Regions from separate parts of the Homo sapiens genome. Here regions 1 and 2 are each linked to region 3. The links are chromatin contacts, found by Hi-C or POLR2A ChIA-PET in ENCODE. All regions are on one chromosome and are shown on one strand. The core of a region is the stretch at or near the end of the contact, and the rest is flanking DNA. Distances in the headings are between cores, read along the strand shown. Region 1 overlaps SRBD1 (S1 RNA binding domain 1). Region 2 overlaps SRBD1 (S1 RNA binding domain 1). Region 3 has its middle 86 kb from the start of LINC01121.

The links. A loop is a pair of places that touch in the nucleus more often than their neighbours do. ChIA-PET counts read pairs that join two places held with the same protein, here RNA polymerase II (POLR2A). Pooled maps may share reads with other maps.
Region 1: a loop to region 3 is called in a map of gastrocnemius medialis, with 2.3 times the contacts of the local background. The contact joins two enhancer-like sites. A Hi-C loop is called at or near these places in 3 of 168 maps with a recorded cell type or tissue (cardiac septum and gastrocnemius medialis) and 1 of 50 pooled maps. POLR2A ChIA-PET finds 5 or more read pairs at or near these places in 2 of 52 experiments (PC-9 and activated CD8-positive, alpha-beta memory T cell).
Region 2: a loop to region 3 is called in a map of PC-3, with 3 times the contacts of the local background. The contact joins two enhancer-like sites. A Hi-C loop is called at or near these places in 3 of 168 maps with a recorded cell type or tissue (PC-3, chondrocyte and prostate gland) and 3 of 50 pooled maps. POLR2A ChIA-PET finds 5 or more read pairs at or near these places in 3 of 52 experiments (AG04449, activated CD8-positive, alpha-beta T cell and activated naive CD4-positive, alpha-beta T cell).

Annotation. Positions count from the first base shown.
Region 1 is chr2:45,466,965-45,471,739 of GRCh38, forward strand. The region is part of intron 16 of SRBD1 (S1 RNA binding domain 1); the gene reads right to left. Among named protein-coding and RNA genes, the nearest start is that of SRBD1, 140 kb to the right of the region's middle. Within about 2 kb of position 2,972, at least 7 of the 41 ENCODE cell types and tissues checked have a DNase peak (open chromatin) inside an H3K27ac peak, as active enhancers do; they include PC-9, where a contact is called at or near this core.
Region 2 is chr2:45,438,417-45,443,028 of GRCh38, forward strand. The region is part of intron 16 of SRBD1 (S1 RNA binding domain 1); the gene reads right to left. Among named protein-coding and RNA genes, the nearest start is that of SRBD1, 170 kb to the right of the region's middle. Within about 2 kb of position 1,900, at least 2 of the 41 ENCODE cell types and tissues checked have a DNase peak (open chromatin) inside an H3K27ac peak, as active enhancers do; they include PC-3, where a contact is called at or near this core.
Region 3 is chr2:45,166,624-45,171,498 of GRCh38, forward strand. No RefSeq gene overlaps it. Among named protein-coding and RNA genes, the nearest start is that of LINC01121, 86 kb to the right of the region's middle. RefSeq lists enhancers at 2,469-2,969, 3,835-4,464. Within about 2 kb of position 2,733, at least 8 of the 41 ENCODE cell types and tissues checked have a DNase peak (open chromatin) inside an H3K27ac peak, as active enhancers do; they include PC-3 and PC-9, where a contact is called at or near this core.

The sequences.
Region 1 (4,775 bases), core at 1,722-4,221, 300 kb after region 3:
AACTGAATCAGAGTTTGCATCTTTAACAAAGGGATTTTATATGCATAGTCAAGTTTGAGGAGCATTAGAGACCAGTGGTTCTCAAACCCAGGCCAATAAAACACAGACTACAGGGTCCAATCCCCCTGAATTTCTGATCCTACAGGTCTGGGAAGCAAGTGAAAGAATGCACATTTCTAGCATATTGTCAGATGATATTGATGCTGCTAGTCTACTGACTGTATTTTCAGAACTAGTGATTCTCCGCCCTGGTTGTACATTTGAATTACATGTGAATTTTAAGAAGCTTGTTGGCATGTGGGGCCCACCCCCAGACCAATTAAACTACAAACTCTGGAGATGTAGCCTAGGTATTTTTAAAAACTCCCCTGCATAATCTTAAGGTTTCTCATTTAAATAATTTAAGAGTGAGGGAAGCAGGTAGTGGCGAAAAGAAAATAGTATACGATAAATGCTAGTTAAATGACAGTACCATTACTGTAACATATGATACCATAATTCCTTAAACATCTGCTCTACCCAACTCTGCCCTGTATATAAGCACTAGAAATTTGGCAGTCTACAGGTTTGTCGTAGGCCACATCTGTCTAAAATGACCATGGGGGAAAAATAATTATTTAATTCCTAAAATTCACAGAAGAAAAACCTGCATTTATGAGATAAGATATTTTTTAAGATAGTGTCAAAACTGTGCCTTACAAAGCATTTGACTTCGTGCAACATTAGGGGCTTGAGAAAGATTTCTAAGAATATTATGAAGGGAAAGGTAACATATAATATGAAATGTATATTTAAATTTTCACTAACAATGAAAATAGCTTACCTTTTTCTGATTATAAGTAAATTCTCATTGTAAAACACACATGTACACACACACTCATCAATATATAGGGAAGACACTAAAACCAACTGAAAGCCAAAGTTCCCGAGTTAAAGCATCTGTAGCATTTGACCAAGCTTTCCTGCATCTTGTTAAAAAATTATGAAATATTTAACAAAAGTTACAGAGTATAAGCAACACCAACCAGTTTAAGAAATAAGATATTATAAATATGATTGAAACTCCTGGTGTACCTCTCCCAGTTCCCATTTTTCTCTCGTTCCATGCCCCATCCAAACTATCATCTTAAATTCTGCGCTTATTTTTATAATCTTACTATATATAGGTATTCATAAATCCTATATATTTCATATTTTTAAATTTTATATCAGCCCTATAATACTGTACATATTCTGCAACTTACTTTCTCGCTTAACATTACATCTTATGAGGTTTCTCCATATTAATCTAGCATTTCTGAGTCATTTTCACTGCTCTATCTGTTCTTTCACAGTCTTGACTTTACTAGTGTATCTTTCCAGTTTCCAGATGATGAGCACAGTATTTCCAAATTTTCACTACTATAAATATTGCTTCAATGAACTTTTTTTTTTTTTTTTTGACACAGGGTCTCACTCTGTTGCCCTGGCTGGAGTGCAGTGGCATAATCACAACACAATGCAGCCTTTATCTTCCGGGCCCAAGTGATCCTTTCACCTCAGCCTCCCCAGTAGCTGGGACTACATGTGTGCACCACCATGCTCAGCTAATTGTTTTACTTTTTTGTAGAGATGACGTCTCACTATGTCACTCAGGCTGTCTCAAACTCCTGGGCTCAAGCAATCCTCCTACCTCGGCCTCCCAAAGTGTTGGGATTACAGGTGTGAGCCACCGTGCCCAGTCTCAATGAATTTATTGTGCATGTCTTCTTAGGTTCATTTTAGAGAATTTTTCTAGGCTATATACATTCTGCAACAGAATTGCTGAGTTGAAGAGAATTCTCATCTCCAGCTCTGTTAACTTCCAGTGCTCTCCAAAGTGGTGGTACCAATTTATACTGCTATAAATAATGTACAAGATTCCAAGTGTTCCACATGCTTGCTAACATCTGAATTATCAGACTAATTTTTGACAGCCTGAAGGGTTTATGGCTTTAGCATGCATTTCCTCCATTCATGGTAAGAGAGAGAAATTTTTTCATAGCTTTATTATTCTTTTGTATCTCCTCTTCTGTGAACTGCCTGTTCATAGCCTTTGCCTGTTTTTCTCTGGAATTGTCTTTTCATGTCTTGATTTGCAAGAGACCTTTACATATTCTGTATCATTTATAGTTTATGTGTTGTAAATATAATACCTTCTCCCTGTCTATGGATGGTCTATATATTGTTTTCTGACTGAGAGATGTTTTAGATTCTAATGCAGTAGAATTTACTAATCTTTTCTTTCATGATAGTATTTTTAATGTTATATATAATTTTTTAAATGATCATATAATTATTAGTTTTAAACACTGAAAGTAACTTAAAGTTTTAGAAACTGTAACAGTGATTTCTGTGCTAACACGAAAACTAGAAGGTGAACTTGAAACTGAAATGGATCTAGTTTCACTGCCAAGGTCAATGACATACACAGAGTAAGCAAACAAAAGATAAAGGAAATTAGATATGTCATTTTAATTTAAGGCATTATTGGTAAAAGGTTCTTCAAATCATGCTATCATTTCACATTTCTTTTAAAGATAAGTAATGGTGTTACACTAGGTTATGTGTGTGTATACATGGCTTATTACATTGTTGGTGATTTCCAGGAACTTGAGAAAACTAAAGCTAGTATTTCAACATAGGAAGCATAATTCATCCTGAAGGGAAAAATACCCAGAAAAGAAATTTTAAAACTTGAAATTTAAGGAATAAATAGCAAATTCTAACACATGAGTTGGGTTCATACACCTAGTCAAGGTCAATTACTTGTTTTCCTTCAGTTAGGTCTCTGCTTTGTCACAAGTGAATGAAATATCTGAATTGCAAGGCTAAGTCTGAATTTCACTCATAATACCCTGTAAAGCAAAGATTCAGTACAGCCCATATCCTGGGCCTTAGAGTCAAGGGACAACATTGCAAAACCATTTTGGCAGAGAATTCACCTGTGTAAATAATGTCTCAGTTTTAGAACAATTTCCTCTGTTTCACCTTTGTGTTTTCTCTATTTCAAAATACTGCTTTTGTGTATGGGGCAAAAATCCAAACAAAAGTCACCTAGGTGACCGGGCATGGGACAGACTCTTTTCTGTATCCCACTTTACTATGATAATTAAGGAATTAAAATGTTTTAAAAGATTTGAGCAAACACTGTAGAACAGGCAAGAAACCTTACTTTATTTAGACCTAAACTAAAACTCCATTTAATAATCTCTACATGTTGACTATAAAACAGTTTGTTTTTTATTTTTTTGATTTGTTTTTACATAGAATTGATTCCACAGAGCAGGAATGAAAGAAAATGCAAATTCCCACCTTTGAGGTTTTACTGTGAAAAATTTCCGCTGGGAAGATGATTTTCCTTTTACAGTAATTATTCATTATCCACAATAATGAAGAATAAAGATGGCCTGGATATAGAATCCAATAACAGTTCCAAAAACTTATTTTGGCCAACCATTTCATTCTCTATCATCACCAAATGATCTAACAGAGAGGCACAAAGGAGGAAAGAGCACTGTTCTGAGTCTTTCCTACTTTACTGTGTGTGTTCATTACCAAATGGAGGTGTTAATGAGCATGAAAGTACCGAAAACACAGTCCAAAGAAGAAAAAATTATCAAGTAAATCCAATGTATTTAAGTTGAGCTTTCAGGATATGACAAGGCCAAGCTAAACCACCATTCCCCACGTCCCAGTGAACTCAACAGAGCCAAACCTGCATCATCCTGCTCTCACTCTGGAGTGTTTTCTTGGGAGTAACATCAAGTCACTTTCCAGCAAAGTCTTTAGGGGTCAGTTAGGGATATGTTGTCATTTGACCACACTGGCTGCCTCTCTCTCCAGAAATAATGACAGGCATGTGTTTTTAAAATCACCTCTCCCCATCTCCTAAGACAAGGATTGGAACGCTGCCTTTAGCATTTTAGCTGTTATTAAACCAAAAGTATTTTAGTTTCTATTGAAATAATATTATAGCTTCTATTATTTCATCTATTTAACATTCTCTCTTTGAACAGCTTTCATTTTTTAAACAGCAATGTTTGTCCATCTACTCATATCTTAAATCAAAATGAAAATAAGTATTAAGTTTATACTGAAAGCACTTAGAAGTCCAGACTAAAAATAAATTCAGTCCCACTCTGATTGTAAGGGAAATCTATTAATGGCTATACATTTTACAACAAATTTTTCCTAATACATATTCACTATAGGGAGTTTGAAAATCAAAAAGTGAAAAAAAATCACATCAACAAGTATCAGTCACCTGCTTAGTTTTTTTTCTTCAATGTAAACACATGCCTACATTTTTAAAACACAAATTGTTTTTATTCTAGAGCAACAACTTTGTTGAAATTTTAAAATACTACAAGAACAATTTCTCACATTATTAAATCTTCCTTGAAAGCCTGTTTAAATAGTTGTATATTTCAACTCATACTATAATTTTAAAAACTATTTTGCTATTGTAGTTGCTTCTAATATTTTGCTATTACAGTAAACTTGTGTATGAATCTTAACAGCAGTTCTTATTGTCTTAGAACTAGCTAAAGGGAGAACTAAAAGAAATGCATTTTTACAAGTGCATTTTAATAGGTATTAACTATTTGCTAGAAATAGTAATTTAGACTTCTACCAGCAGTGTATATAAAATGTTCACCTCACTGTATCCTTCTGACTTGCACAGATATTTTCATCTTATTACAACTTTACTTAATTGTTAGGTTGAAATAATAACACCCTCTAAAATTTGGGTT
Region 2 (4,612 bases), core at 650-3,149, 270 kb after region 3:
CAAACTAGGATGACCCAGATGTTGGAAACAGCAGACAAGAACTTTAAAGTGGCTCCAGGACTTAAAGGCAAATATGGTCCCAAATCAATGAATAGATGGTAAACAGCAGTAAAGGAATTAAAGCTTTAATAAACAAAGAATAAAGAAATACAGCATCTGAAATAAAATTATTGAATGGGCTTAACAGCAGATTGGAGTAGAAAAATAAATAAATCAGTGAACACGAAGAGAGATATGCAGAAATTATCCTATCTGAAGACCAGAAATAAAAAAAGAAGGAGAGGCGAGGATGGGGGGTATAAAAGAACCTTAATGAACTGTGGGACAAGATCACAATGCACAACTATATGTAACTGGAGTCCTGAGAGGGAAAGAGAGAATAGGGCAGATAAATATTTGAAGTAGTAACAAAACTTTCCCCAATTTTTTCAAAAACATAACATAATGTAAAGATGCAAGAAGCTCAGTGAACCCTAAGAAGGACAAAAACAAAGAAAACTATACCTAGAAACTTTATGGTCAAACTGCTGGAAAACAAAGATAAAGGGAAAATTGTCAAAGTAGCCAGAGAGAATGTACATGTTATATATGGAGGAACAACAATATGAGTAATGGTTAACTTTTTATCAGAAACAACAGAGGCCAGGAGACAATGAAACGGTATCTTTAAAGTGCTGCACACACACATACACACACCACAACCACTTGTCAACCTCAAATTCTATATCTTTAAAGATAACGGAAAAGGGATTTTTAGATAAATGAGATCTCATTGCCAGCAGACCTACACTACAAAAAAATTTTAAAGGGAATTTTGCAGACTAAAGGAAATTGACACCAGCTGGAAAATATATGGGTAAATATAAAATTGTGCGTGTTTATTCTAATTTTACTTAAAAGACATAAAACCAGAAAGCAAAAAGTAAAACATGGTATTCTAGGACATATATATATATATATATAAAACAATTGATGAATGCATATATATATATATGCATATATATATAGCACAAAGAAGGAGGTGAGGTGGTAAAATATTAACCACTGTTGACTGAGAAGATATGACTGTGTATTATAATCCCTAGAGTAACCACTTTAAAAAAAATGCAAAGAAGTATAGCTGAAAAGTCAACAGAATTAAAATGAAAAACTAAAAATGATTTGATTTTCTGCCAAAATAAGGCAGAAAAGGAACAAGAAATGATCAAAAAGCAGATGGGACAAACAAAGCAAACAGCAAAACTGTAGACCTTAATTCAGTTATATTAATACTTATATTAAATGTTAGTAAAAACTCCAACTAAAAAGCAAAAATTGTCTATAAAGACTGTATCACTTAAAATCTTTGCATTTTTTTCTGCAGGTAGATCATACCGAAAAAAAAAAAGAACCATAAGTAAAAAATACAACCTAAGTTTCTAACCTGGTAGGCCAGATAATCAGTTTAGAAGACAACAGCAGTGCCCTTAACATCTGTCTCTCGGGTTTCATAGCTAGTGGCCGGGGTGCAAAATATAGAACACTTCTGGTTTTTGTCCACTGCAATCTGATAGCAGATGTCCTCCCCAGATGTCTCACCTCCTGACTCTAAAAGGTAATCCTTTTCTATATAAAGTATTTTGTAAAGCCAGAATCATTCTCAGCATAGCTTCTGTAGACCACATAGGTAGTCAGTTAATGACACAAGCTTGCTAGTTAGCTGCTTGTTTGGTTCTCATTCCATAAATAGACGTTAAGATACTGATCCTGCCTTTAAAAGTTTCTGGTGATGATTAAAATTTAAACAAAATATATAACTTCTTTATGAATCATGAAACTAAAAAAATGAGTCTTTTTGTATGTTATCTAAGAGTCCTGTGTTTAAATTTTAATGCAGACAAACTTTCATTCTTTCCTCCAGTAGGTGTTCTTATGTCCCCTAGTGGATACAGGTCGATATGGTGGACGAATGATAGGGCAATACTGGCTAAGTAAAGGTTCATAAATCCTAAATGTCTGCCTTGCCCACATATTTTTCCAAACCAGTACCTTGCACTATTCTAATTTACCATAAACAAAGAAAACATTAGTATATCTGAACTGGACCACACCTATCTGCCCCCATGTGTGGTCACTGGGCTAAAACATAGTTCTGGCTCATGACATATGCATGAACAAATGCACACCAATTAGCTACACATTTTGACCTGACATAATACAAAGGAGTTGACATTTCCACTGTAAATCTCTATTTTTAGAGATTTATAGCTTAGTCATAAAAGTGGACTTTAGAAAAATCAAGAGTGCAAACTTTTAGCCATAAGAAAGAATTTTTCCCTTCTAATAAATTAAAACAGTGTGTAGAAAATCTGATCTGAAACTATGGTTCTGTGTGAGAGAGACAGAAAGAGAGAGACAGAAATAGAGGGAAGGAGGGAGGGAAGGCAGGGAGGCATCCTCCTGGTGTTCAGAAATTTTGACAGCCATGTTTAAATTATTTGTCTGTTTGAGGAGACAGAGGTTGGAGAAAAAAAGAGTATTAACGCATAATAATAAAAAAAGGCTTTTCTTCTCCACATGTAGAAAAAAGGCTCTTTCCTAATGTTTCCAGTAGTAAGTTCTAAAGATACATTTTCTCTTCCCAAATACACATACATGTATGTGGCCACACATGTAGTCAGATGTGAACTGGCTTCCAGCCCATTATTATTATAGACAGTAAACCTTTCAAATTAGACCTGAGGCTGACACTGCCAGGACAGGATCCACATTAATGTGGAGTCAGAGAGTTAATATGGAAAGGAAAGGTTTCCTTTCGCTTCCATGTCCCATCTCTACATAACCATGGCGACAGAGCCCAGGCACTCCATGTGATCTGCAATGATCCTCCACACCTAGCCTCATGCACTGGTGGCAGTGAAGACCAGGCTGCAAAACTCTGCCTCCCATACTGTTCCTATCCCCATTTCCTATTTTATCCATAGTATTTATTATCACCTGATGCACACAGGTGTGTATGTGTGTAAGTAAATAAATATGATTTGTTATTGTATCCTGGTACATAGTACGTACTCACTCTAACTGCTGCTTTAATTTTATTTCCTTAAGTACTGGTTTAGTTGAAGATCTCTTTGTTCATTTGCTGGCCATTTAGACTTTTCTTTGTATTCCCACTTCTTAACACCATGCTTCTTAGTACATAGTAGCTACTCAATAAATTGGGTAAAGGAAGGAAAAACCAGGGACAAATTTCTAACAGTTCGGCTTTTGGATTCTTCTTGCTGAAGCTGGGAATTTGGTTTAAGAAAAAGAATTGCCCTAAAATAGGAGGAGATACTGGTGACGTGGCATTGCTTGAGGGCATTACAGCAGCACAATCTCAATTCCTATTATAGAAACGCTTTCTTAGCAGGCATCAATCAACAGCAAACTCAGAAATTTTAAAGTGAAATTTAAGATGTCCTAACATGTTAAGACTGACCATAGCCATAGGCCCTCCCACTCCAAGCTGCCAAATTCTCATGCCAATACTTTCTGGGTAGGTTTTTAGGTCAATAAAGAGTTCCTGTTAACTCACACCCTAGTCAGACTAATCTCTGATGCTTTAATTGGAAATGTTTAAGTCTTTCTTTTCCTGGGAACTCAAAACTTAAGCTTCTGTCGCTTCAAACATGAACTAAAGTACAGCATCTTGTCATACAATAAAAAGATACCAAAGAAGCTGGGAGATTTAGAACCGGTATGCAAAGACACACTAGGAAGTCCTGACATGTCAGCTCCCAGGTCAAGCCTTATGAAACTCATTTATGGGATGTCATTTACCACAGACAGATTCTCTATCTTATAACTGACATGGTCAGAAACCAATTAAGCACCTCTAACAGAAAGGTCCAACAGCATACGTTGGTACAGACACATACCTTGATGCAATTAATAGATATGGGAAAAAACTTATATGAAAATGTTGCCTTTAGACATAATCTTTTCTTTAATGTTCATTGTAGTAGGACTCATTTTCCTGCAATATCTCCCGTTCTGGGAGAATTAGGTGAAACCACACCCATTTGACCCACAGACTAACTGTGCCGTGGACAACGGCTAGGTCACAGAGTTAAAGAAAATACAAATTGAAGAATTCTGGAATTTAGAAAAGAGATATGGATATTACTAACTCCTCTTTACCAGGGAGAGAATCCTACGGTATAGGAACCAAATGTTGGTCCTTAAAGAAACAGCTATATGAGCAAGATCAGGACTCAGATAATTCATCTTATTCATTCTCAACCCATCAAGGGAATATTCTATTGGAGTAAATCTCAGCTTAGAACTGACAGTTTATTTTAAGTAAGTTTGGGTTTTAAAGTGAATCAGCAACTTATTTCCATTTTAGTTTGAGAGTTTTCTGACACTGAGAAGAAATGGAGATAAGGCAGTCTAGCTACCTTTACATGCCACCCTTTTATAATATTCTAACAAAATTTCTTTCCTTCTCTGGAGGCAGTAGTGTCTCGTCCCTAAAAGTAAGTTTGTAATAAATATCTACTGTTTTGAATGGCCACACGTAGTAACAAGCTACAGTGCTGAAATTGAAAGGAGGGCAATCTGGCTGAGACATAACCAAAAAAAGGGGAAA
Region 3 (4,875 bases), core at 1,483-3,982:
ATGGAGATTGAAATGGAAAAAAAAAAAAACACAACACATACACACAGCTGCAATTGTTTGAGGCTGGTGAGGGGGTGCCTGGGCAGTTTCATCATCGTAAAGGGCAGACCTTAAGAACTGTTGGTAAAATAGATTATTTTTCTGCCAAGCATAATTTTTAATGTCCTTCTCCACCTGGACCTCGATATTTACTTTTTATTTGCACATATTTCCTGTTCTATGCACAGATTCTTGGTTATGAAAATTCAATATTAATGCCACTAATTTTATATTTTTAAATGCATTTCTCAGAAGTAAAATATTATTAATAGTCTGAGAACTTTTCTGAGAAGTGGTTTGGAGTTATTTGTTTAATCATCAAATTTAACAGCTCTCAATAATATAATAAAAATTTGCCCTCATGGGCATCCCTGACAGCAAAGAAAATAATTTCCTTATAATAAAACTGATCCCAAGGATGTTTATATGCTATAATTTATCTCATACTAAAAGATGGCTAGAAAATTATATAAGATAGATTTACAGTCGCTCCTTCAACTCAGAAAATTTATATGTCTAGTTTTTAGTGACTTAAAAACTTCTACTTATCTGCATAATTATATATAAAGAGATTCCCCAGTAGCTTTTATGTCCTATGATTCAACATAATGAGATCAATTATATTCAGGGAATTTAAATTACTGGTACTTAGGGAATAAAACCAACATCACTTTTAGTTTCTTATGATGGTATACAAGAAATTCTACTTACCTAAGACAAAATAACCATCTTAATGCAGCCCATTTTATGTGTTTTAGCAGAGATTTTAAAAGGCCACTAAGAGTTTTTGTCATTTAAGAAACCGTATACTCAGTTCCTTAATGTCTTCAGATGTTAATTTAAGTCTGTTCTGATCTTGTTTCCTACAGTTAGTCTTTTGTTCCAAAATGATTTTTTTAAAAAATGCTTGAGTAATTTTGTTAGTATTTGCCACTAGTCTAGAAAAATTAACTGAAATTCTTGCACTCCATTTTTAACCACTCCAATTCCCTATTAAATACACCTACAAATTAAATAAGGATACTGCTGCTCGATAATTTACCATTAAATGAGTGTAGAATATTTGACTGATTATTTTACTAATTTCTTATATGTGAAAATTCTTAAAATGGTGGAATCATTTGACTAATTGAATGCAAATATTAAATAATTTTTTTATTGATGACATGCATGCTGATAGGCACATCATTTGATGCATCAGCTAATGCCTTGTCAGGTTTGTATTCTCTTTTTTATCTGAGGCTGGGCACATGGGCATTTTAACTCAGGAAGTCTTACTTTCTCTGCCTTCCCTAAAATCAGTGCCTACATTTGACCCTGTGGAAAAACACAAAAGCGAGTAATTTAAATCAGCCCACACCTGCACCATCAGCCAGGCTATCCTTACAGAAACGCTTCGAACATCTTATTCCGGAGCACCTCAAGCGGCTGAAAAGAACAATTTATTCCCCGCTAAAGAACAAAATACTGACATTGAGTTTGTCTTCTTTGGGGTTGGAGGAAAGTTGAGATACTACTCATGAAAAGGCAGCTATGTTTGGCCCTGTGGTGATTTAGATTTACTATACAAACCAACAACTATTTTTGAATGATGGAATTAAGTATTTACACAAGGAGACTTAGCTCTTTAGCTTGGTTATGTCCTGCTGTTTATGTTACATGATCAGAAATCTTGTGAGTGCTGTTTTAGGTGATACATCACCAAGAATTCTTACATTAGGAAAGTAACCATATTATCTGAGATCGTTTGCTGTAGGGAAACCTGCAGCAAATTTTGCACTAGCTAAATTTGTTTAGCTAAATTTTGCACTTTACAAAATAATAGAAAAATTCATTCGACTCTCCCCTCAATGTATAGCATGGTCGTCTCATCACCTTGCAGTTTGTCTCATATGCTTGTGTTGAGCTCTTTTAACAGGACTTCCACCAATAAATTCAAGTTTTTATTCTTGTTTATAACCGGCATTTCCAGGTCCGGCCAGGTCCAAAAAAAAAAAAAAGGAATTGAGGGTTTGCATCGTTTTTCAATATAACTGGAAGCTGTTTTATCACTTTGTATTTTGAGAACCGCTCCCTTTCCCGCACACGCATTGCTGCCTCCTCTCGGGCTTGGTTAATGAGTCTGTGCGCCAAGCCAGGTCGCTCCGGGCAGTTCGCGCTTCCGCGCCTCGGCACTCGGATGACCGTGTCCTATTCGTCTCTCTCGTGAATGTCGCTGAAAAAAAATAAAAGTTTGTTCTAAGCCCGTGGCATTTCCGCGCGCAGATGGAAAGGCAAGTGGGAGAGGAGGGTGCAGGTGCGGGGCGGGCGCGGCGGCCCCTTCAGGCGCCGGGGGCTGGGCTGCCCCCGGCCGGGAGCAGCTCCGCTCCGCGCACGTGGCTGTGGGCGCTGCGGACGGGGGACGGCAGGCGGGGGACGGCAGGCGGGGAGTGGAGGGTGCAGTGCCCGCAGGTGCCGACGGCTTCCTCCCAGAGCCCTTCGCGCCGCGCCTTGCCTGGCTGGTGGCGCGGGGAAACCATGGCAGCATTGCGGCTCCGGCGGGCGGGCTCTGCGCGGGGCCCCACCGAGCTTTCCGGGAGCCTCTCCCGCAGCCGATGGGCATCTAGGGGCGCAGAACGAAGAGTGGGCGCCGAAACGGGTGTAGGCGCTGGAGGCCGACGGGGAGGCCCGGGGCGGTCAGGCTTCTCGGTAGAGAGGGCCGTGCACCTCGCGGCCTGCGGGCTAAGGCGGGGAGCCGCTCCTGCGGCGGCCGGGCGCGCGGACTGGAGGGAGGGAAGCGCCACGGACTGGGGAACCGGGGTGACGGGGAGACGGGGGGGCTGGTGGGGTGAGGTCGGCGGGCAGCAGCCAAGTGTTCTGCAGCTCCGAACCCCGCCACCCTCTGGGCGAACGGAATGGCACCCGCGGAGACGGGCGGGGACGGGCGAAAGCGGGTTTGCTCCGACCCGAAGCTGAGCCCGGGTTGGAGGGCGAGACCGTAGGCGAGAATGGCCGCGCGGGCTGGGAGACCCGGGCCGGTATGGAGTGAGTGGAGCCGCCCGAGGTAGGGTAGTTGGGGATGGTAGTTGTGAAGACAGTCGGAGTCTAGCTCCGGGCAGACGAAACACCGGGGCGCGCCAGGGTCCGTTTCCTCCTTCTCTCTGCTTTCCCACCAGCCCTGTAGATACGGAGCCAGCAGTCGGGCTAGAGCGGAGGCTGAGGGTCGCGGTTCCAAGGGCGGTCTCTCGCCCCGGGTCAGGCCCCACCCCGCGGTGGCGGTCGCGTGGCGCTGTCCTGGAGTTGAGCTGTCCCCGCGCCGCGGCCCGCACGCCCAGGACCGCACACCGCCGCCCGCAGGCAGAGACGCCTGCAACCTCGCCCTCTCGCCCGGCTCCCAGCTCGGGGCTGGGAACCGGAAAGGTGCATTTCCGTGTGGGGTGGGGGCGATTCCCGGCTGTCGGCGGTGGGGCTAGGCCTTGCGGCGGATGAGCCAGACCTTCCCGGCTTTCCAGCCAGCCGGGTTCGGGATTTCCCGACGGTCGGACGGGTGGAGGCGAGGATGGGCCGCTATCCCCCAGCCTCTTCAGGAAGAAGCCGTAGGGCCAAGGAAGGGATGGGTGACGGGGCTCACACCATTCCAGCGCTGCCCTCGAACTCGCGGGCCTCCGTTCCCTTTGCAGTCACTTGGTGTGCGCCCCAGTCCCGGGCAACATTACTGCCCGCGGGCGCCTTGTGTGCATGGCTGCTGCCTGCGGCGCACCGGCCTGAGCCTGGAGGGAGGTGCGGGGCGGGAGAGGCGGCCCTCCCTGGGTCTCCCCTGCCTGTCACATCTGCACTTATTTAAAGCTCGGCTGGTGGTCCGCGCTCTCTGGAATGCCAGTTGCGGGCCTGGCCTCCTACGGCATTTGCACTGATTAGCTAGCGGGTCATGGGGGAGATGAGGGGCTTAGGGGGGCAGACCGGAGGTTCACAGTATTCCGCCTGCCTCTGTCCCGCGTGCTAATCGGAGCCCAGTGATTCCCGCTGCACCAATGGCTGAGTGTGTTAGGGAGCAGAAAACCGAACTTGAAGGATGTTGGATGCGTCTGGGAACCGGCCATTGCCACTTAGTAGTATGTTGTGGGCCGGCGCGCACACATGACCCTAAATCTCTGCAGGCTCTAGCGCTGAAGCGGGCGGAGAAGGGGAACAAGTGCTGTGACCCCAAGTCCTAAAAGTTTGTACGCAGTGTCTGGGATATGCAGTATCCTTGATGCGAAACTCTTAAATGTTTGCTGGTGCAAGTCCATACAAAACGAGGTTGGCCTGCCTCGCTTAAAATACCGTACACAAAGCGTAAAAAAGGCACGGGCAATCCGCATCGAGGACGCCACCCCAAGCGCAAGAGGCCCGGTGCAAATTCATCGCTGAAAAACAAGCTGGGTTCTAATTTACTGTGACTCCCACGGGCGCAGGGGTTGGGAGGAGAAGCAAAGGGGGACATTTTTTTATTTTTGAAGCCTCAAAAAGTTCGATCTGATTTTGCATTTGCCTTTGGACTTGGTATAATTAAGGGTGAAAATAAGGCCCCTCTGTATTTCTATTCCCCTTTGCTTTTCTGCGGAGCTTTTACCTCAGAGGAAAGTTGTTTTAGTAATCTGGGAAAGAGAAACCATGTGCTGAGTCAGCAAAAACGCGGCACCAGGCCAGTTCAGCTCAATTATACTGCTGTGTGTAATGTACACACTCTATATGCCTTTGTGGAAATAATGAAAAATATATTAGAATTCTCATGGCATAGCAATGCCCACGAAGCCTGTTGGCAGTTGAGAGCCAGATTTCCGTGTCTTCTAATACAAGGAAACAGGTTCTGAACAT